Linked DNA regions of Mus musculus: all the other regions are linked to region 3. Evidence: chromatin loops called from intact Hi-C (ENCODE). Cell type or tissue: heart. All regions are shown on one strand.

What was found. Peaks named below come from ENCODE experiments on the same cell type or tissue, not always from the same donor. Only the 100,000 strongest peaks of a DNase experiment are listed, where the experiment ranks them.
Region 1: a loop joins it to region 3, with 2.0 times the contacts of the local background. A loop is called at or near these places in 8 of 42 quality-filtered maps.
Region 2: it touches region 3 in a loop (2.0-fold over the local background); 8 of 42 quality-filtered maps call a loop at or near these places.

What each region holds. Positions count from the first base shown.
Region 1 is chr9:116,215,042-116,223,041 of GRCm38, reverse strand. No RefSeq gene overlaps it. Among named protein-coding and RNA genes, the nearest start is that of Gm4668, 30 kb to the right of the region's middle. In heart, no CTCF peak of the experiment used is centred here; a DNase peak (open chromatin) is centred at 4,061.
Region 2 is chr9:116,379,853-116,387,852 of GRCm38, reverse strand. No RefSeq gene overlaps it. Among named protein-coding and RNA genes, the nearest start is that of Gm31559, 9.0 kb to the left of the region's middle. In heart, CTCF peaks have their summits at 3,423 (motif pointing right) and 7,678 (motif pointing right); DNase peaks (open chromatin) are centred at 3,432, 3,802 and 4,322; H3K4me3 peaks cover 739 bases; H3K27ac peaks cover 1,130 bases.
Region 3 is chr9:116,327,260-116,335,259 of GRCm38, reverse strand. D730003K21Rik (a long non-coding RNA gene) reads right to left here and starts at 7,937. Exons shown (of 4, transcript XR_871324.2): 1 at 7,615-7,937; 2 at 5,922-6,079. In heart, a CTCF peak has its summit at 4,260 (motif pointing right); a DNase peak (open chromatin) is centred at 6,839.

The sequences.
Region 1 (8,000 bases), 110 kb after region 3:
GTTTGTTTTCAAATTGGGTTTTTTTTCCAGGGGGTGGCGTTTGTTTGTTTGTTTGTTTGTTTGTTTTGGTGTTGTTGTTGTTGTTGTTTTTAAGCCATGCCTCACTGTGTTTCTCAGACTGGTCTGGCCTTACACTCCAGATCTCCAGATCCCCATGCCTCAGCAAGCATGCGTACCCCGGACTGAGACTGTGTAGTCATGTGCCCCTACACCTGCCACCTAGAATCACAAGTTCTGAGAGCAAAGTTAATGCTTGACAGCCATCAGCTATAGACTGAGCCAATATCATTCTGTGACCTTGTATCAGAGGACGATGGAAAAATGAACGTCCAAAGACTTGCATATATATGCCCAAAGAATCTTGGGGGTGGGGAAGGGGGCAGGTTCAGAAAAATGCCCCACAGCAGTTACTCCCTTCTTTTTGCCCTTCATCTTGCTTACTTATGAATACTCAGGCAAGAAATACACACACACACACACACACACACACACACACACACACACACACACATATATCACATATATGTTGTATTTTATATATGGGCTTCAAATATGTTATATATATATATATATATATATGGGCTTCAAAACTCCAGGGCTGGATGTCAGTCTGTCTGGTACTCTTAGGCATTTAAACAGAACAAATTCTCCTTGCTCAGTTGGCATTCCTGTGATGCTATGGGGCAAGGGGACTCCTAACAAATGTGGTCATGGTCCCGTTCACCTGGGGAAGGTAACGGTCAAACCGAGACGCTTCAGAGGTTTGGAGTTACCGTGCTGTGTAGAGCTGGGCATTCCTGAGCAGAAATTACCTCGGAGAAAGGAAGGGAATTGGTGTTGGCCACTTCCCCGCACTGTACATGGCCTCTGAGTCAGCTGTAATGAGCTCACACTTCTCACGACCTAGGAGGGGGGGAGCAAGTCTTAAAGCAGCCCCCACCGGGTTCCTGAAACAGCCCTGGCAGCATGCTAACAACACTAGCCACTGCCTTTAATAACAGGAAAAATGGAGCTGCGAGGAACCCGTGGAGCTGTTAAAGACCCTGACTCAGAAGAACTAGCTGGGGGCTCAGTGGATAACGGCTTCCGTTGCTAAGATTGATAATCTGACTTGGATACCCTAAACCCACAGGGTTGAAGGGGACAGCCAGCTCCTGAAAGTTGTCCTCTGACCTCTAGACATGTGCTGTGGCATATATACACCGCCCCCCATACATACACACACTGACACACAAATAAAAAATGTGATAAAAACTATTTAAACCTAGGCAATTATTTGCACAGTGACAGTGAGTAATATGGAGCGTGGCCATTGAGAACTATCTGACCTCATGTTGTGTTGGGTGAAACCCTGGCCCTAATGATTACTAAGAGGCAACAGGCGATCCTCCGCATAGTGTTTCTGTCCCTCAGTCTCTCTTTCTGTAAAGTTACTGTGCTAAAGAATTGCTTGAAGGATTGAAGGAGTTACCTTTAGAAAATTCTTGGACCTAGAAAATGATGTAGCTTTACTCTCCAGGTTGTGCCCTGACTCACAGACTTACCTACATTGCTAGTTACAGTACTTGACAAGAAGAATGGCCTGAGAGAAGTCATTATTAATATCCACCGTTGCCTTGGAGACTGCAGGATGCTATGATGTGGGGGAGATGAGGAAGAGCTGCCTTGCTCACACACGCGATTCCTTGTCCATTTAGGATGGCAGTGAATGTCAACCCTCAGCAGGATCAATGCAGATCAAACTGGACCTGCTGGCCAAAGGGCCACATGCAACCCTATGTCTGTCAAGGAAGATCGGACTCCAGCATGTATTCAGCCTTGTGTTCGGTGGTTTCCACACCCGCCAAAACCCTGGGTGGCTTGTAAATCTAGGATACTCAGAATCTGCTCCCTGCCCCCAAGAGAAACGATTTGTCATCCCCTCATTATGGTAATACTTAAAAAGCATGACAGTATCTAGCAAAAGGTTTTTGATCTTTGCCTTTACAGTCAGTCTTGGTCACCAATGTCTTTTTTCATGGCAGTTTTCATTTGGAGCCTTTTCGGGGGGCAGTCTATCTGTGATGAGCAGCTTCTGCGTTCAACCTGATTGAATTAAGAGAGATGATGTGGCAGGTATTGCATGAAATATTTTAAAAATCTGCCAAGTCCCCATGCTCTATCCAGCTACCCTTTGCCCTCCAATTCTGCTGCCTCCTCGGCTAGCCCCATACAGTGACCGATTGCGGTCTTCCCAGCTCTGGTTCACTGCCTCAGTGCTGCCTTTACTCTCTCATCCATAAACCCTGTGGTCAGCAGTCCCACATTCCAGTAACCCCGTAAAACAAAACTCTAGAAGCTTATAATTAACCAGTCAGATTTATATATCAATAAATTCTCAATTCACAAGATGCCCACACAATAATTTCAGGGCCAATTGATAATGGTACAAGTTGTCCACCTAGATCAAACAAGTTATCCTGATTATTCTATCCCTATATGATATTCATAACTACCTGAAGCTATTTAAAACCACGTGGGATCAAGATCTTCTTCCTGTCTGTCTGCCATTTTGCTCCTTCCTCTCTCTCCTGAATTGTGCTCTCTATCTGCAACTCTTAGCTCCGCCTCCCTTTTCCTTGTCCAATCACAGGCCTCCTGTTGCACTAATATTTTAATGTAATTGGACAGGGGAAATTCTGCCACAGCAGGCATATTACTAGGTGTTTGTGAGGCCATTTCCGGAGAGAACTAACTGAGCAAGATGTCTACAAGCAGCCATACTCTTTCATGGCCTGCCTGCTGCCATGACTTCCCCAGACACAGTGGACCGCATTTTCTAAAGACTACACCAAAGTAAACCCCGCCTTCTTTAAATAGAGTCCTCTTGGGCTTTTGATAACAACAACACGCAAAGAACTAACACACAAAACCTGCTAATTTGCACGTGAGCCGTGCTGAAATCCCCCATTTCTCCCGTTACTTAAAAGTTTATGTGTGTGTGATTTCAGCCATATGGAGTTCTGTTGGGGGAGATCATGCCTAGTTTGAACATGTGGAAATTATTTTAACTTAAATGTATTAAAAACTAACAGATGATTTCATTTCTTCTACGTGCAAGATCCTGCCTTTGGGTGCCAGAGCACATGAATTAAACAGGTTTTAAAATCACTAATGTTGAGCACAGAAAGGGAAGCAGAAGTGAGATTTAATTAAATGCAGTATTAATGGTTGTCACATATGAAAATTAAGAATGTACCAGAATAGCAAAACTCAAGAAAGGCTCATGGATTCCGTGACCTGTTTTTCCATTCCCTTAAGTCACATGATTAAACTGTTTAAGTTTCAAAACCAAAGTCCTGTGGCATGTTAGAAGACAAGTATTAGCTTAACGTGTGCTCAGAGTTTGGAGAAAAGAAAATCCCCCTGGAGCTTCAGTAATTTCATATACTTAATTAAATATTTGGGAACTTGATATGCAAATAAAGTAGACTGAGTTAACATGTCAAAAGGTGGGGCTGCAGAAATGATTCATGGGGTAAAGAGCTTGCTGTGCAAGCTTAAGGACCTGAAACCAAATCTGCAGCACCGGCCTAAAGACCAGGAGCAACAGTGTCTGTCTGTGAGCCCAGTTCTGGGAACAGAGACAAATAGACCCTGGAGGAGGGTTAGCTGAAGGCTCAGTGAAAGAACTGTCTGAAATATGAGAGAGAACGCAATTAAGGAAAGCACCCCCCCCACACACACACACAGTGACACAAAGATACACACACATCACAGACAGACACACAGACATACAGACACACACACACACAGAGAGAGAGAGAGAGAGAGAGAGAGCCATGCATACCCATATATACACACAAAATAGCAATACTAAAACATTGACCTGTAAGTAAAAGTGAGGCCAGCCCAGCCCAGCCTTGTTAGCTCTGGCTGGGATGGGAAGGAAATGACCTCATCAGAGAACCTGAGCTGCATTGTGCTCCATCCTTGCCATTCTCTGGGGGACACAGATGTTCATGCCTCACCGAGTCTTGGGCGTGCTTACCCAGGGCAGATCTGAAGCAGTTTTGGATTGTTTTCAGTGCTTGGCTGGCTCCTGTCCTGGCCTGGTTACCTTCCCACCAAGTATTTCCCTTTGTGCCAGTGCCAGGTTTAAGATGATGCAGCGTTCCACACCTCTGCTATCCATGGTGACAGCCCCCAGCCACAGGCATCTGCAGAGCCTGTGGAATTTGGCTCATGCTGCCGAGGAAGTGAATTCTACATTTTGTTTGGTTTAGTTAGATTAAAATGAAATGCAAGTTGGGTGTGGTAGCTCAGCACTTTGTGAATCTGAGGTGGGGTGATCACCAGAAGTTGGAGGCAAGCCTGGGATATAGTGTGAGACTCTGATCCAGAAACAAACTAACAAAAAATTAAGTTGTCACAGGAGGCAAGGATTTATCATATAGGACATCACAGGCTCCAACTGAGCTGGTTTCAGACTCTCTGTACTATTTAATTATTCGGTTATCATTCATTGTTTTGGTGAGACAGGATCCAGCTGTGTAGTCTAAGTTTATTTTCAACTCCCAAAGTAGCTGAAGCTGACTTCCAACTTGGGATGCTCCTGCCTCAGCTCCAACGTGCTAAGCTAGGCTCACAGGGGAGCAATCGCCATGATGTCCTTGAGATTACAGAGAGCAAAAGAAAATGTAGAGTTTGTTTCTACAAATGACACTGACTCTTTTTTATAAAATTATCTCTTGTGTGTATGTGTGTATGTGTACACGTGTTCAGATATCCAGGGAGTAGAAGGAGGCCTCGGATTCCCTGGAGCTGGAGTTACAGGTGGTTGTGAGCTACCTATGTAAGTGCTGAAAGGCAAGCACAGGTCCTCTGTGAAAGCAGTATATCCCTCACTGTGAAATTGACTCCTTTTTGTTTTTTAAAGTTTTAATGTTTTATGTTGTATATGTATCTAGCTGTTTTACTTTCATGCATGTCTGTGTAACATTTGTGTACATGGTGCCCATAGATGTCAGAAGAGGATATTCAATCCCCAGGAACTGGACTTTAAACCACCATTTTGCATGCTGGGAATTGAACCTGGGTCCTCTGAAAAAGTAGTCAATGCTCTTCACTCCCGAGCCATTTTTCTAGCCCTAATAGTGACTTTCCAGTGAAGGGCTGACTGTATAAGTGTTAGATTTGACCCATGCCAATGTACCTTAGACTACACTCTCTTCATACTACGTTTACCGACTGTGCCTGTGTCTTGTTTCTGAAGGTCTCTCCGTTCTCTCATGCTCCATTGATAACTCAGTGAAAGAGCCAGGGACACATTCAATGCAGAGACTCTACTGTGGCTTTTTTTGGTTACTGTCTTAGTTAGAGTTTTACTGCTATGAATAGATACCATGACCAAGGCAACTCTGATAAAGGACAACATTTAATTGGGGCTGGCTTACAGTTTCAGAGGTTGATTCCATTATCATCAAGGCATGGTGCAGGAGGAGCTGAGAGTTCTACATCTTCATCTGAAGGCTGCTAGCAGAATATTGACTTCCAGGCAGCTAGGATGAGGGACTTAAAGCCCACTCCCTAGGCTGAGCATGCACAAACCATCCCAGTTACATTGAACCATTCCACATCTGAAGCCTGGGGCAGTAGATTCGTGGACAGCCTCTGTATGTTCCTTCTACCATTACTTCAAACCTAGTTTTACCAGACAAAAGCTCATTGTCTAGTAAGAACGAACTAACACATCAGTCGGGTTAAAGCTGAGAAGCACGTTTAGGAACTGAGAAGTCCTCAGAATGCAGAAGTTTGTAAGGACACGTCCGTGCTGCAAGGTTTAAATGGGATGCGGGTTTATACAATGATTAGATTTATGTGTGTGTACAATGTTCAGAGGCACACAATTTTTGAGATGGCCAACCTGTTTATAAAAGTAGATAAAACTGACTTTACAACAGAGAGAATTTCCAGAAAAAAATATAAGATGGTGAGTAGACCCATAACCTAGATCTGTTCGTTGAGCGTTCATCTTGTCTATGTGGTGAGGCACTTGTTAAAGTTCTGTCAACGCCACGCATGGCTGATGTAACCACATTCCTCAAAGCAGCTCTGTTACTGTCTTTTCACCAAGCTTGCTCACAATGAGGCCGGGAAGTTGTTTTCTTGCTCTGAGCTTCAGTTCCCCATTTCAAATAGGGAGACGGAACACCTGAGAGACCTATCACCCGTGACTTAGGCATGCTGCCCCTGCTGGCCTTCACCGGGCAGTTGTAAGCAGGAAGGAAATGTGATTTTAAGAGGTTTTTTTTTTTTTAAAGATTACAACGTGCTTCATATGATATTAATTCTTACTTAAAATGTAATTCTACATTTTAGAGCGATCACCCTAGGGAATGAAGCCACCGATTGCTGCCTGTAGCCCACCCTCTTCTGCTCGCTTGTTAACCATATCACTGTTTACTGCAGAATTGACCCTACATAAGTGTGTCTTGAGTCAGGATAGAGAGAGAGAGAAAACAGGAAGGAGACAGGGAAGGGAAAGGAACTTCTCACTCCAACAGGCGGAGGGTTGAGGCCTTTCGCCAGCTGAAAATCAAGAGTTCCATGGAGCCTGAGAGGTGTGTCCGGGGTTGACAGCATTTGCTTCTCTAGCAAAGGATTCCAGGTTGGTTTTTCAGCATCCATGTTGGGCAGCTCACAACTGCCTGTAATTGCACTTTTAGGGAACCTGAAACTTTCCTTTGACCTCCAGGGAAACACACACACACACACACACACACACACACACACACATGCACGAAGATAGATAGCCATAAAGTATAAAAAGTACATATGTGTGTATACTCAAGCGTACATGTCAGAGCCTGGGAGTCAGGGAACAACTCTCAGGAGGTGGCTCTCTTCTTCCACTGTGTAGTGCTGGGGAATTGAATTCAGGTTGTCAGGCGTGCTGACAATTGTCCTTACCCCACCCCCTCCCAAGGCATCTCAGTAGCCCAAATTTTTTTAAATGAAATTCATAGGAAAATGAGAGCCTAGGAGAATATTCAAGTGGACACATGTGAAGGTCATTTCTAGTACTCCAGGGACAACGGTGGCAATTACGATGAAGTGGTCGAGGCTATGGATTATTAGTAACCTGCTTATTGAGAAAACTACAGAGCCGGAGTTCAAGCCCCAGCAGCTGTATGAAATCCAGGTGTGGAGTTAAGCCTGTAATCACACGGCTGGCGGTGCAATCAGGCCGATCAAGGAAATGCCTCCTGAAACAGCAAGTCCCAGGCCCAGTGGGAGGCCCTGTTTCTAAAAGGTGGAGAGAGTGACTTAAGAAGACACCTGAGGGAGGTCACCTGCTCCTGGACAGGTGAGAAAGTGAGAGGTGGAGGGAAGTGTTTCAGTTCATTCTCTCTTCTTGGAGTTTCTCAAGAAAATGATTAACATAGACATAAGCCCAGCATTAGAAGAGAGAGATGATAGACAGATGACTGATGAAAGATAGATTAGATAGATAGATAGATAGATAGATAGATGATAAATAGAAAGATGGTAGATGACAGATAGATAGGTAGATAGATAGATGATAGATTGATGATAAATAGATAGATGATAGATAGATAGATAGATAGATGGATAGTTGATAAATAAATAGATGACAGATAAATAGATGATAGATAGATAGATAGATAGATAGATAGATAGATAGATAGATAGATGATAAATAGAAAGATGGTAGATGATAGATAAATAGATAGATGATAAATGATAGATAGATAGATAGATAGAAAGATAGATAGATAGATTGATTGATTGAAGAAAGGGTTAGTCCATACTCCCAAGGCATCAGTATGGACTTCTCAACAGAGAAAGCTATGAAGGGAAGACCCAACACATTTGCTATAACAAAGAAATGTAATTCGGTAAAAGTTGATGCTTTCATAGCGAATCGCATGCTTACAAACTCTTTGAAGTGACCCAAGAAAAGAAAGAAGTGAGAAGACCTAATACACTGCATTTTA
Region 2 (8,000 bases), 53 kb before region 3:
TGACTACCAAAAACCCCAAAGGCAAGCCCAGCAGTTTCCCGATATGGAAAGAAATGGATCCCTGACTTTTATTGAGGAGTTTTCCCCAGTGCTGTGAAACTGTAAAGCACCTTTCTTCAAAGCTTGGTGGAACACACCATAGGAATATATCTGCAACTGCTTTTGAAGAACTCCTGTCTATATATTTTGCCACTTGCTTGGAAAAAGCATCATAAAAATTGTTGCATTTACTTGTGAGAAAACTAATTCTCAAAATGGTTCTAGAATTTTTCTTTCTTAGTATTATTTACTTAGTGAGTGGAAGCAGATCACAGCTGCTTGTAGCTCTGGCCTGTAGGTCTTCTCTTTCTCTGCCTTCATTTGCACATCTTCTGGGTCCTTAGAACTTCAAATGAAGTCCATAGCTGATGTCTTAATTGCTTTCTGTTGCTGTGAAAACACCTTGAGCAAAAAAGCAACCCGAGGAGGAAGAGTCAGGCAGGAACTCAAAGCAGGAAGCTGGAGGCAGGTCCAAAGCAGAGGTCATGGAGGAGTGTTTCCTACTGCTCTGCCTATGGCTTGCTCATCCTGCTTTCCTGTAGAACCTAGGACCACTTGCCCAGGAGTGGCACCACTACTGGGAAGCTGGGCCCTCCCACATCAATCATCATCTGAGGAAAGCTCCCTGCCTCCCACGTGTCCATGGGCCAATCTGATGGAGGCAATTCCTCTGTTGAGTTTCCCTCTTCCCAAGTGGCTCAAAGTGTGTGTCCAACTGACGATAACTAACCAGTCCAGTTAGATGTGGTGGCATATGCCTCTAATGCCAACACTGGGGACGGCACAAAGGAAGTAGGATTGTAAATTCAAGGCTACAGAGAAAGTTTGAGACCTTCCCAGACCTCAGTGAAACCTTGTCTGTAAACAAAGGAGTGAATGTGACCTCGGTGGCAGCAGGAGCCCCTGTACCTGTCCCCAGGAGCCCCTGTACCTGTCCCTAGGCAGCATCGCAGGCTTCACAGCAGACTCCAGAGTATGGCCTTTAAACAAGACCCGTGCTTCAGGCTCACGTTTCAGAAGCACTCTACTAGAAACTGATAGACGCAATACTCTCTCCTTTCAACCAGATGTCAGCACACAGTAACCTTCGAAAGTCTCGTGGATCAAGCCCCTAAAGGGACACAGATCAGGGTATTTCTTATTCTGTGGGTCTGAAGAGAAATCTGTTCATATTTACCTCTTGAAAAGGAAAAAAATGCATGTTTTGTTTTGTTTTGTTTTGTTTTGTTTTGTTTTTCGAGACAGGGTTTCTCTGTGTAGCCCTGGCTGTCCTGGAACTCACTTTGTAGACCAGGCTGTCCTTGAACTCAGAAATCCACCTGCCTCTTCCTCCTGAGTGCTGGGATTAAAGGTGTGGGCCACCATGCCCAGCTTTTTTACAATTGCATGTGTACCCCATCAGGAAAGAGGGAGGGCGTGTTAATGTCCCTTTGCACCAGGGTGACAGTAAGTGGGGTGGGCAAGCAACCTACTGCTTGAAGGATTTCATTAGAACTTCTCTGTTGATATAAACATTTAAATTGAATGTTCAATGTCAAGTAGATGCTTGTGAAATTAAGGCTCTCCCATCATGCCCTGTGCTGCGTAACAATGGATGGTGTTCACTATTCCTAAGAAAAATGATCTATTGGAAATCAATGCTGTGTCCAATTGTCCAATTGCTTTGTTGATAACCAGTTAGATGAGACCAGATAAGTCATTTTAATTGCTTCCATTCTGCATTCTCCTGCCAGCAACTTTAGATTGGCTCATCTTGATATAGCCTGTCCATAGTTCAGCACAGAACTGGCATTTTAAAAGTCACTGGCAATAGAAAGTTTGAAAGGAAAAAATGACACCCCCCCCCCCACACACACACCAAGCTGTGCCTTGACCCCTGCACCTCTTTGTGAATAAATCCTCAGGGCCCTTCCTTGTACTTAAGGTAACTGTTTCTTCTTTTCCTGAGCAAGACAGTACCTCAGAAACCTCAGAAACAACAGTCTAGCACAGCCCCCAAATGAGATATGTGCCACTGAACGCCCAGAAGTGGCTGAAGCACTCCCAGGGAGCCATGGAGTAATCTCGGGGCTATCATGGAGTATCAGGGTGCGTAGCCTGCAGCCAGGAGCTTTTCTGATAAAAGAAAAATTATATAGTAACAGACCCTGGTCCTTGAGGAGTAGAGAAATTGTCACTGCTCTTTTATGCACTGTGAGTTTTCGCCTAATGTAAACTCCAGCAGTCTTCCAGCTCTCCACCTGCAAGCTAATCAAGGCTCTTTGGTTCTTACAGAGGACAGAGGTTTAATCTTGGCTTCCTGTCCCCAAAGATCTGTCTCTCTGTGTGGCAGAGATCTCATACGGGACCTGGAGCTCTAGAATGATGGTTGCCACGATTTTGGGGTACATATCAGATAGATGCCTTGTGAGCTCCTAACAAGAAGGAAGTGAAGTGTGTGTGTGTGTGTGTGTGTGTGTGTGTGTGTGTGTCCACAGACTATGAGTGGAGGTCAGAAGGCAACTTTGAGAGTTGGGAGACCAAACTTAGGCCATCAGTCTTGGCAGCAAGCACTTTTGTTCATTGGGCAATCTTACTGGTCTTTTACTTAGACTTTCTTTCTTTCTTTCTTTCTTTCTTTCTTCCTTCCTTCCTTCCTTTTTTTTTTTTAATAGAAATAGAAAACCAACTTAATACTGGAGTTCACAATCCTTGATCTATAATGTAACTCATTTTACAAACCCACAATAGCTCTACATGGAATATTTTCTATATTATACTGTATTATCTAGTATATATAATATACTTCCATGTTGGAAGAGCTAAGTAACACCCACAGCAGTTACCACCATGTGTAGCGAGAGATGGGTGGTCTGTTCAGAGCCTCAGAGCTGATTGTGGGGTGTAATCACGAGCCTTCTGCTTTGGGGTCTAACGACGTGTTTGGAAATGTGGGTGTGGCTGACTTCTCCACAGTCTGAAGGTTTCCACTGTTCCAGATGGCCAGTAAGGAATGCGTGGCCCACCTCTGTGGGATTGAGGAAGCTAGGTGGTATTTCTCGGCAAAGAACACAAAGGAAGTTATTTATGACTTATGCGTTCTTTCAGGTACTAGGGGTGTTTGATTGTATTCATAAGTCGTCTATGAAACAAAATAATGTGTTGGAAAAGCAGAGCTCACTCACGGGGATAGTGATTTTCCCGAGACTAGAGTGTCGAATGACCCCTCCGGGGAGTAGAGGCACTGGCTTAGCCCTGGCAATGCTACAATAGCGTGCCTTCTATATCAAGACTCTGAGGCACCAGGCCGTAGAGCCCCGGCTGGCGCACTGTGAGCACAATTTAGAGCTTGTGATGATTTGAATGAGACACATCTCTTAGGCTCCTGTGTTTGAACACGGCCCCAGCTGGTGGCGCTGTTAGGGAGGGTTGTGGAACCTTGTAGGTGGTGAAGCCTCACTGGAGGAAGTGGGTTACTGTAGGCTGGCCTTGAGGTTTTATGAAAGCATTTCCGGTCTCACTTCATTCTCTGCTCCCTAACAGAGAAGGGACCATTCCTAAGAACCAGCTCCCTCAAGATCCTGCCTTCTTGTATTCGCCATCTGGAAGGACTGTTCCCCACTCCCAGCCGTACCCCTACCCCCACCCCCATCCCCACCCCTTAAGCCATGAAGCAAAATAAACTGGTTCTCCTTTAAGCTGCTTTTCGACCAGAGTGAGAAAAGTAATTCAGCAGAACCTAAAGAAAGGTGTCCTGCCAAGCCTGGCCAGTGTGAACAACAGAGCCAGCAGAGCCAGCAGAGCCAGCATTCCTGTGTTAGACTCTCGCCAGCATCTCAGGCATACCCCATCAAGAACTCTCTGCGAGACAGCCCTGCGGAAAGCCGAAGCCGAGCTGGTGTTTCTGGGGGCTACACTGGCACGGAGACATCAGATACCTCCAGAGCACAAGCAGCCAGGCACAAGTGCTCAAGCCAGTTAGAAACAGCGGCAGCGTCTAGGGAGAGGTGGAGTCCCCGGGTTTGTTGTTTTCCCCTATCAAATTTCTTAGAAAATAGTTGAGGTCAGCGTGTGTTTTGTATCACTTGCATGGAATGCAACAAAGAAGGAGGAGACCACTTTAGTATGAGCTTCGGGTGGAGGGATAAATTTTACTCTCTCTTTATGCTGTGGGCAATGTGTTAACATGCCGCTGGCTGAATTACCCTCGACTTAAAACACCTGAAAGCAATAAATCCAAGTCCTATCAGGTGACTCATGGGAAAGGCATGCCGCTCTCCTCTTCCAGTCCACAGTCCGTGAGTGTGCATGCCAACCACCATCACCTGGAGGCTCATTGAAAACGGTCCGCTGTGTTTCTGATTGAGTGTATTTCTGGGCTGGAACGTGGCCCAGGAATTTGCATAGCAAAGGAACTCCCAAGATGATGCTGACATTGCAGCTCTGGGGTCACCCCCTAAGAATCCTTGTCTTAAGTAAGGGGCTAAGTTGCAGAGCAATGGAGACACCACAAAAACCTGACACACTGACACATGTGTCTATGATCCCAGAGCTCGGAAGATGGAGAAGCCAGAAGGGGTGGAGGAGGTGGCAGCCTGAAGATCATAAGGAATAATCTAATACATATCAAGATCAAGGCCCCCCTTGGACAGCCTCAATAATAAACAAACAAATTCACTACCCCCCAAAAAAGGCTCTCTTAAACCCAAGATTACTCACACAATTCTCTTCTCGGGGACATACCAGGGATCCTACCTGTTAAGGTTCACAATATTAGCCCAACATTTAAAACCATTTTTAAGATCCAACAGATATGCCACATGTCCCACCCAAGAGCTACTGAGACTCACAAGGCTGCTCTGCATCCCTTGTGATTTTGTGCCTTATCAGTGTGGTGGCTCTCCTCCTGCTGTGGTTCCTTCCATTGTCCTTGCTTGAGCCCTGCCCTGTGAATGCTCTAACAATCATACCAGACATCACTGCTCTGTCCCTGCCAGATCCAAGTGCTGGTCTTGCAGCCCTTCTTTCCTTACAGTTTTCTCTCCTTATAGTTGTTCACAGAATAGCAGAGCTTCTCTGGCCTCCTCTTTAAAGATCCCACACCTTCCAGTGGGATGTACCTTTTGAAGGGCATTGTGTCAGGAGATGAAGAGTCTACAAAGAAATATGGTGCACAGGTGTGATGGAAGATGTTGACAGTCAACCTAACAGGGTTTGGAATCACCTAGGAGACATACCTCTTGGCGTGTCTGTGAGGAAGTTTCCAGAGAGGTTTAGCTGAGTCGGAAAGACCTGCCATGAGTAAGGATGGCACTGTCCCATGGGCTGAAAGCCTAGACTGAAGAAAAAGAGAACTTGAACTGGGCAGAAGAATTCATCTCTCCCTGCTGCCTGACTGGAATCTACCTCAAGCCCCTATGGCCATGCTTTCCCTGTGAACCAAAATAAACCCTTCCTCCCTTCGTTAAGTTTCTTCTATCAAGTAATTTGTCAGAGCAAGAAGACCAGTAATTCGCTGGGCTCCGGGTGGGGGTGGGAAAACGGCTCAGCAGTTAAGGACACTTACTGTTCTTACTGATGACCCAAGTTTGTTCCCCAGTGCACACATTGGGCAGCTCACAACCACCTGTATACAACCCCAGCTCCAGGGAACCTGCCTCCTATAGCAACGTCACTGACATGCACAAATGAGCATATACACAAGCAAATTCATACATTAATAATTAAAAAGTAAGATCTATCTGGGGGTGATGGTGCATACCTTTTTAATGACAGCATTTAAGAGGCACAAAGATGGGTAGATCTTTGTGAATAAGGTCAGACTCATCGACATCTGACTTCCAGGCCAGCCCAGGCTACCTAGTGAGAGCCTATCTCAATAAGTAAATTTTCAAACAAATGAAAAACACATAAACAAGAATTTTTTTATGAGGACAGTAATGGATTATTGTTTTCAGCCATTAAATAACCATATTTGGAAGAATTATCACATTTCTTCATTTTAGGGTTAATTTAATTAATTGAATAGGACAGGAAGTTTAGCCACAGTCTGTGTAGATCGCTCCAGGTAAAAGCACATGCCACACAAGGCTGATGACCTGAGTGTGCTCTCTGGATCCAAGGAAAGGTAGAAGGAGAAGTGACTCTGTGAAGTTGTCCTCTGAACCTTCGCACGCACTGTGGCGCACACACACACACTGTGACACACATGTATACACACACACACCACAAGTAATGATAATAACATTTTAAAGATCTGTTTTACTCTTAGTCATGTGCATACATGTGTGTTGTGTGGGGATATGTTCATGTGTATATAGGCATCTTTAGAGGCCAAAGAGGAAATCAGCTCTCCTGCAGCTGGAGATACAGGCAGTTGTGAGTTCCCTAATAGCTGTGGGTGCTGGGAGCAGAACTCTAGTCTACTGGAAGCACCCTTAACCACTGAGACATTTTGCCAGCTCAGAAAATGTTTTTCTTAAGTGTGTAAAAGATGTATAGATATAGATATAATGATATGTCTTATCTGATTTTATTTATGCCAATATATGTAAATACAAACAGATTTGGGATTATTTTCAAAATGTTCATAGAAATTACGGTTATGGTTGATTATTTTTTCTTTTTATAATTTTTAAGAGGGCTAGAGAGATGGTTCCGTGGTTAAGAGCACAAGCTGCGCTTACAGAGGACTGGGGTTCAATTCCCAGCACCCACATGGCAGCTCACAACTGTCTGTAGCTCCAGTTCCAGGGGCTCTGACACCTGCATACCAATGCATATAAAATAAAGTTAAAAAAATACCTTTTAGAATTTTTTTTAGGAAAACCAATAGTAAAGCAGACTCTCGGTTTCTTTTGTATTTTAAAAAAAACACCGAAGAATTAACAGCTTGTCAGTTTTTTAAAAACCTCAAGTTGCCTGCTTGATTATTGTTTCTGAAGTAATTCTTGAATGGAGGAGAATAATGCATTTTTTTTTCAGCTAAAGGAAGAAAGGGAGGAACATGAAGTCAGACCTTGGCAACAAGCTCACAGTCACGTTGTGCATGGTGTGGCTGCTAGCATGTGAATGAAGACCTTAACACCAGAATGCAAATGTGGCCTGAAAAGCAAACACAAGCCATATATCAAGGTTGTAAAATCACAGACCCTGAAGAAAACAGTCCCAAATGCGTATGTTTTAAATGTTGAAGTTCTTATATGACCAGGACCTCTGTATTAGTCAGGGTTCTCTAGAGTCACGGGACTTATGGGTAGTCTCTATATAGTAAAGGAATTTGCTGATGGCTTACAGTCTGAAGTCCAACTCCCAACAATGGTCAGCAGCAGCTGTGAATGGAAGTCCAAGGGTCTAGCAGTTGCTCAGTCCCACACGGCAAGCAGGGGAAGGAGAGAGAGTTCAAAGATCAACCCAGATGCCAACTTAGGAGGAAAACAAACAAACAAACAAACATGAGTTCCCTTCTCCCTTGAGTCTTCATGTTCCACTAACTGGTGTTGCAAGGATGTTCCACATAGACTGAGGATGGGTAAAATTTAGCCTCCAATGTAGTCAACAATGAAACTTAAAAAAAAAATCCAGTTATGTTTTTTGATATTTTGTTGTTGTTGTTGTTGTGTATGTGTGACTGTAAGAAAATGTGTGTGCAGGTGTCTGAGGAGACCAGAAGAGGGCATTGGTTCCCCTGGGGATGGAGTTACAGGCCATCAAAGATTGAGTGCTGCTGTCCCATCCCTGCAAGGGCTTCCAGTGCCCTTGACTGCTCACCCATCCTTTCAGGCCTATAAGTACCTACTTTATTTACTCCTCTGCATTAAGGCTTGCATTGGAACTGTTTTTCTTGCATGGCTATCCTCCCATCCTGACCTTCAGCTCTTATTCTCTGATGTGAGGCAGACCTGTTTGTCAACCAGTAGCTGGAAGAGAGGCAGTGGCAGGTCGCCTGTCTGACTATTTTAATTTTAATTTTTATGTGTATA
Region 3 (8,000 bases):
GGAATTCTCCACCAGCCTTGCCCTAGGATTACACAACCGTGTTGTGGCTCTTTTTCTGGGGGTTTATGGGGATCTAGCCTGGGCCCTTTGCATGTTAGTCAAGCTTTCTAAATCATAGAATGTGATGGGTTTTAGTGCCCAGCATGTTTTATGTGGGTTCTGTGATCAAACTCAGGTCCTCACACTGGCAAAGCGAGCCTGTTACCAATGCAGCATTTCGTCAGCACTGGGCTTTGCCTTTTAGCCATAGAATAGTTACTGTTACCTTATTAAAAATTTCTCAAAGTAAAATCAGCCACAGAATAGCATGTGAGAAATGCACATGGAATGTTCTTTGGATCCGAATCTATTAAGGGATATGACAGAGTATATTATGCCTCAAAATGGAGAGGGGGGTAGTGGGGAGAGGGAGACAGAGATAGAGACAGAAACAGACAGAGACAGAGAAACAGAGACCAGAGGGAGACAGAGACAGAGGAAAAGGAAGGGGAGGCCAAAAGGGGGACATATAAAGGAGAAAGAGAGTGGAGGGGAGAGGGAGGACAACCGAAAGTGGAGTTGTCAAGAAGATGAGCTGTAATAAAAACCAGAAATTCTAGAGCTGACATATAAACATCAAAATGAAAGTCAAGAGCCAAAAATAAACCCAATTAAGACGAGCATGAGGCAAAAGTCCACCTGAGATGGAAACATGGAAACAGCCTAACTTTTGTCAGTTAGAAAGACTCTTTCTCCCTAAGAAATCCTCCCCTGAGAATCACATTAGAAAACTTGTGTCTCTCTTATATTTGCAAGCCATTGAATGAATCTTTGGGTATTTTAAGTAGAAGAGAGTTTCAAAGGCAGAAAGAGCAGGTCAAGGCAATAGTCAGTCAGAGGAGAGAGCAGGAGCCCCACAATGGGAGCCTTAAGAGTTCTCAGAACAGGCAGGTCTCAAGAACGTGGGCTTTCCAGGACATCCTGTTCTTTAGTAAAATACAGTGTCGCAAACACAGATAGCCCCCTCCTCGGGAAAGGAGCTGCTATTGTTACATGCGAGAGGAGGTATGTTTGTGTTTGCATCTGTGAGCAGAGAGCACTGGGATTTGCTGGGAATCTGTGGGAACACAACTCACCCTGGGAGTCCTTCCAACTCATCGCAAGGGCCAAGCTGCTGTTACAGGAGAACATGAGGGTTTACCTTAACACCACTTGAGTCTTAACAAAAGAAGAACAACAGTTAATTAGGAAAAGGACTTTCTTCCAGAACACAGGAAACTGAGTCAGAGAAAAGGCTTGGTCTCAGCCACTACGGTCCACTTTTGGCCTGAATGAGATCACTGGGAAATACAGGCTGTTGGGAAGGCATTTTTCATTTGAAAGGAAGATATAGATGAGGGAGTGAAGAGATGAGTTGGTGGTTAAGAGTTCTAGGGGACTTGAGTTCAGTTCCCAGCATCCACATCAGACAGATCACAATTGCCTGTGACTCCAGCTCTCGATGGTCTGACCCCATCTTCTAGCCTTGGAGTCCTGCGCACATGCAATTCCAGACACATCTAGAAATAAAATTTAAAAATAAATAATAAATGACATATTTTTAATAGCGATTGGATGGGAACTATCCATAGAATTCAGTCAATAAGCCTACTAATTCTCAAAGTCTCCATAAAATAAAAATAAATACATAAAATAGCAAATCAATTTAAAAAATGCCAAGTTTGTAAACCGATGACAAGAGGACAGTAAGACCCACCACATTCGTTGGGTAGGAAATGAAGGAACAAATCCATGGAAGGTAGTCCTGGGGCCCCCAACAGCTAATATTCCTCACAAAAACCTTCTCACTAGCTGGGAAGACAGCTCAGTGGGCACAGGACTCACCTTGTAAGCCTGAAGACCTGGATAAGTTTGATTTCCAAAGCTCACACACACACACAAACAAAAACAGAAAAACCATGATGGCTTGCATCTGTAATCCTAGCTCTGTAGAGGCAGAGGTAGGGGAATCACTGGCCAGCCAGAGAGTCTACTTCATGAGTTCCGGGCCACTGAGAGACTGTCTCAAGAAACAAACAAACAAACAAACAAACAAACAAACAAATAAAACATGATGGATGGTGCCTAGGGAACAACATCCAAGGAACTCTGGCCTCAGAAGATACACACACACACACATGCACACATGTGGGTGCACACACATACATGTGCATGCACACACACCCTTCTCAATACATACTGTATAGTAATTGCATTCCTTTAAATTGAGAAGACGAAGTCAAGTGGTTTGTGTAACCAGAAACCTTACTAGGGAAAATCTCTCACAGGTTAGATGGAAACAGTCTTTTCTTGTGGCCAATTCTGACTCATAGCTAGATTCCCAAATTATATTGTATCTGCATTAAGCCCATATCCTTGACCCAAGTGTCATTCATGGTGATCAAGCCTTTAAGGCAGCTGTTAACAGCTGCCATTGATTAGCAGTAAGTGAGGGTTGGTGGCCTCTTCGGCTATGTCATGGCTACTCTAGCCCGTATATGTGAACATAGTGAAAGTTCACTTTCTTCTTTGGAAGTGAGTCATTTTTTTCTTTTTAAAGAGTTCAGCACAGGGTAGGGCTGGAGATGTAGCTCAGTTGGTGGAGAGCTTGTCTAGTGTTTGAGAAACCCCGGGTTTACTCTTGAGTACTGTATAAATCTGGCATGACAGTGCACTTTGAAAGTGGAGGCAAGGCGATCAGAAGGTCAGGGTCAGCCTTGGCTACAGAGCAAATTTAAGGTCAGCCTGGGCAACCAAAAACAAAACAAAACGAAAAGGTATCACAGGAAAAGTCAACACAAATGAATGGTTGCATCAGCTCCTTTACTCTGTCATATTTCATATCTATCAAGCTTCATTTGACTGACCAACTTAGGGAGTAATACAGGAAGTCAGTCCTGGCTCACCAGCACAGGAGAATCCGATGGCTACCTTGACACAAATCCCTTACTTAGTTTTGAACCTGTCTAAGGATGAAATTAAAACCGGGATACTTTGTTAGGTATATGCAACTATGATTGTTTTCAAGATGTCCCCTCAGAGTTGTAATTCTGTTAGTCTAGGAGTATGCTGGCTTCTCTCTGCTTCCCTCCCTGTCTCTCCCACACTTCTAAGCTCATAAATATAAATCAAGAGCTTGCAAACATACCCACAGTCTGTTGAACAATTCAGTGCCTCAAGACAACTGGATGGCGTTAGAAACTTGGCTGTCCCTCACCATTTGCCATGTTAAGCTCACAATTTATGCCTGCAGGTGGCTCCTTGCAAATGCAGTTAGGTGTTATACCCTTTGGGAAGGCTTGAGCGCGCCCAATTACCTGGTCTAAGGCTGTATTAATCCTGGTAATTTTCTGCCCGTGGGAAGAGAAGAAGGCAAGTTAAGCCAGAGGAAGTGAAATATGTCACCAGATGCACAGGCCACGGTGGCCAACGCTGTTCAGTAAGAGAGGGATTGAAGCCTGGATCCATTAAGTTCAGGTGGAGTTGGATCTTTCTGGGATCATTAACAAAGATTTGTTTCAATAAAGAGAGAACCTATTTCCTGTGTGAATGCTCTGGGGCTATTATAAAATATGGTGCTTTGTTTCTTCCAAAGTATGGCATCATAGTTTCGTGGAAGAGACACACGTTTGGAATGAGACCAACCCACATTTCCATCACCCTGTGAGATTTAATCCAGTGATGAATACTGCTGTCAGGGTTTGAATGTGAATGACCAAATACAAATTTCACAATTTTTCTTAATATTCATGGGGTCCAGGAACCACAATGACTAGAATGCTGTCTCATAAAAAAATAATATTTAAGATGTTCACCCTTGTAGACAATAAAACTTCAGAAAGGTAGGTAATACTATTTCAAAAGAACATCTCCAGAATCTCCTACTGGCTACAGAGTCGTGCACAGTAGAAAAAAGTGTTCATTACAGCTGTGGCCCACTGAGGCTGTATGGCTCTTTTATTTTTTTATTTTTTTCAGTTGGAAAATAAAAGCTGTCTCTGGAAGGCCATAGCTGAGAGACAAGGAAAAGAATGAATCTTTCACCTACTTCATTCTGGCACAGGACAGCTCCTCACACAGGAAACTACTTCCTTGTGTAGGAACTGCAAACAGGGGTATGGGGGCAGGGGGATAGCTGTGGCCAAGCAGCATTCGCTGGATTCCCCCAAAGATAAAGCCACAAACACTTAGGACTGAGCACTGACCAGTCGGGGGCACTGTCATTTGCATTGTGGAACTTGCATGTTGGGAAACTGTATATGTGTGGCTCCCTCTAATGGAAAGAGAGATGCTTCAAAATGGAGACCTCCAGAGCAGCCTTGCGCGATTCTACTGCTACTCTGTTCTCCTGATCTACCCTGCACCCCGCAGCACACCCTACAAAAATAGTTCCCTTCCCTTTTGATCTAAAGGGCAAAACCCCATCTCCCAACTCCCTGTTTCTCCACTACTGGCTCCTGAAACAAAACTAGGCTACTGGTCTCAAGCGATTGCTGATATAAGGTGGAAGAAAAGAGCAGCAGGCTTTAAAGGAAACAGTGAGAGGAAGAATTACATTTTTTAGGCACAGCAACAAGTTGAAAGAAATGGTTCTGAGTATGGTGATGCCCAGGTGTGTACCAGTTGACACATGTGCACTCAGAGTAGCCAGAAATCATTTCTGATTGGTCTACACTAACATAGTCTATCCAGCACCCAGAGAAGAACAAAGAAGTCTCTGTTATTCCCACAGAATGACAGAATAAGATGGCTGAATAGGACTCTCTGTCATCTCATATGCTGAGCTCAGCCTCCAGATCCAAATATCTAAAGCCTTTTCCCATCACCTACTAACTATGAGTTGCCCATGTGTCCTGATCCCTTGAACCTTCAAATGGACATAATGATGTTATTTTTCTACAGATGGCTCCTGAAAGTTAAATGGGAAAATCTGAGCAAGCACATGACAGACCCAGTGCTCACTCTTCATCACCTTTACATATGGGATCCTGGCCATCTCTGCTGTCCTTCACTCTGTTCCACGACTTGGTAAAATAGAGAGACCCTGTTGAGTAGTCCAACATGTTATAAACAAGGACAAGATGGTAAAGACATCACTGTTGACAGGAAAGCAAAGCCCTTGGGGTGGCCAACATGAGTGAAGCGCCTTTGAAGTGGTGTCTACACTCCTATCACTTTTCATGGGTCCACAGCCCAACCCACTCACTCACCTGGAGAGTTTTCTCCAATTCTACAACCTGGAGAAGGCATTCTCTGTATCTCTCAGGTGCTCAGATACATTATGGCTGTCCCTACTTTGAATACTTCATCTTGTTGTTATTGTTGTTAATTCCAGATTTCTCTTACCAGCTAATTCCAGAAATTTTCTAATGACTCATTTCTAATTCCAAATTAGACACAAGTACTTTTGCATGATAAATAGTTTTGTAAATGCTTACTTAACATTGAGATCAGCCAATATTTTCAGATAGTATCATTACTTTTGGTCAAAATTAATTTTGTTTTATTTTTAATTGTACACACACACATGCCAGAAAAAGACATTGGATTCCCTGGAGTTGGAGTTACAGAAGATAGGTGACAGCCCCACATGACCAGGGACCAAATGGATCTGACCATCTCTCTAGCCCCAACAAAATATCATTATGGACACTAAGACACTACACACAAAACCTGCTCAGGTACAGACATACAACCTTACAGTTAAAAACCTCACTACATAGTGGAAGTTTTGAAAGAAAACATAACAATGCTATATATAATCAGTGAAGGGTCTTAATAACCGTACCCTCCCTGTGACTCTCTAGAAAAGAACCCGGAAGACAGGGAGAGGTATGTGCAACCACAGATGACTGTATTACTGAGGGGAAGTCCCCTTCCTGTCATGAATAAAAGGAACCCACCTGACAAAGGCTCTGTGTTGGTGACAAATTTTCGTGGAAGTGCAAGTATGTGCTTTCAAAACTTCGTTCTCAGGAAGTTGTCGTAGGCTCCATCTTGCCTCTGGGACCCTTTACACACATACACACTCCATGGAGTAAAGATTATTCTGGGGTTCAGGCTGTAGTAAAGTACACAGTAAAGTTTATTACCCAACTCTACAAATTTCCAGACGGCCTTTTAAGAATATACAGCAAGACTTTCTGAAGTCGCTGGCATAAAAGGACCAAGAAAGCAATCTAGGGCTAGAGAGATGGCATGGCTCGGGGCTAGGGGTTTCTTTTCTCTTGCCAAGGACTAGAGTTCAGTTCCTATCACCAACATCAGGAGACTCACAGCTGCCTCTAACTCCAGCTTCAGGAAAACTGGACACTTTCTTGTCTCCACTGGCACCTGCACATGTGCAAAAGCCATACACGCACACACATGCACATAATTAAGAGACTTTTTTAAAAAAAGAATCTGATGGTGACATGTATGTCAGAAAATGGAGAGATTGAGAAACATTGCAATTTTCTTTTGCCTGTTCATTATTGTTATCACACACACACACACACACACACACACATTCACATTTTTGTGGATTTAGTAATTTTAAAATGCATGGCCTGAATCATGCCTTCCTGTTGTTTTTGAAGGGGGCGAGGGGGTGTTCAATTGGTTTTTGTTGTTGTTGTTGCTTTTGAAATCAGTGTAAGGTGACTTTTCTTTTGAGTCTTCAGAAGAACAATGATAAATTCCTTTAAAAGACAAAAGTGTGTTTTTTCCCAAATCTGTTGCCCAGAACAGACAAGCCAACATCTTCCCTAGGGAGAAAGGAAGAACAAAGGGTGCTGTCAACACAGGAAGGCTGCTGGGAGGCAGATGCAGGCCCCCTGCCACCCTGGTTAGAGAAAGGCAGGAAGCCAGGCCTGCTGGTCCTAGGGCTTCCAGGAGAAGCCCTCTGAGCACCCCGCAGGAGGGAGAAAACCCCCAGGCAGAGAAGAGGTGACTTCTTAGGCTGTTCTCTTGTCCTCCGTGTAAGATCAGTTTCTAAATCTGTGCAATCTCCCAAGGATAAAGGCCGACTCCCCCTCTCCCCAGGACAGTACTGGAAAGAGGGTGAAGGAACTTTACCAAGTCTTACAAAAACCATCTCGGATTACTTCAGACCAGCTCTACAGGAAAGGGAGTTTACATAGTCCATTTTCTGTGCTGACTTAGCTAGGGGAGACATCTGAGGACCAGGATTCTATCTCTTCATAGTCTCAGGGCAGAAAGAATCTACAAGGTAGGGTATGGAAGGCCCACATTAGCTATTTGCCATTTGTTTGTTTGTTCGTATGTAGCATCTTACGTGGCTCAGACTGGCCTCCAACCCACTAGATAGCAATAGATAGAAAACCTTGAACTCCTGGTCCTCCTGCCTCTGCCTGACAAGTGCTGTGATAGCTGGCATACGATACCATACCCACTTTGTGCCTTGCAGAGCTTGGAACCCAGGGGTTTGCAAGCACTTTACCAACTGAGATAGGACATTTCAGAGCGCATTACTCAGCTGCTGTGGGTCACACAGGAACTGCTGATGTCTGTCTCCCTGTGACAGAGGGCAGAAGCCAAGCATACAGTTCTGTGTCCCTCACCAGGTCTCTTCCTTCAGGTTCCCCAGCTCCTCACCTGGGTAGATGTCCATTAGAAAATAATCAACTGTGCCAGCGTTCCCTGCAAGTCGGTGGTGTGTTTGAAGTTGGAAGCATCAGGCAGAGGTTCCTGGAAGTTCCAACTTACTTTTGTGACCTCCAAGCCACAATCCTGGAGTTTTTCCACATTTACACGGGCTCTTCCTCCTTGATTAATACTCCTGCTCACTTTGGACTCTATGCCAGTTAGAACAAGAGCTGAATACAGAACTTACTTAGCTACTTCCTGGAACCATGAAATTCCAAATCGCTCTGATAGGTACTGAGAAGGCCTATGGAAGCTAGGCTGATTCCATGACAGGCTTCACATTGGCAGTTAAGGAGACTAGGCCTAAATCTCTGTTTCTAAGAACTGGGCAAGTC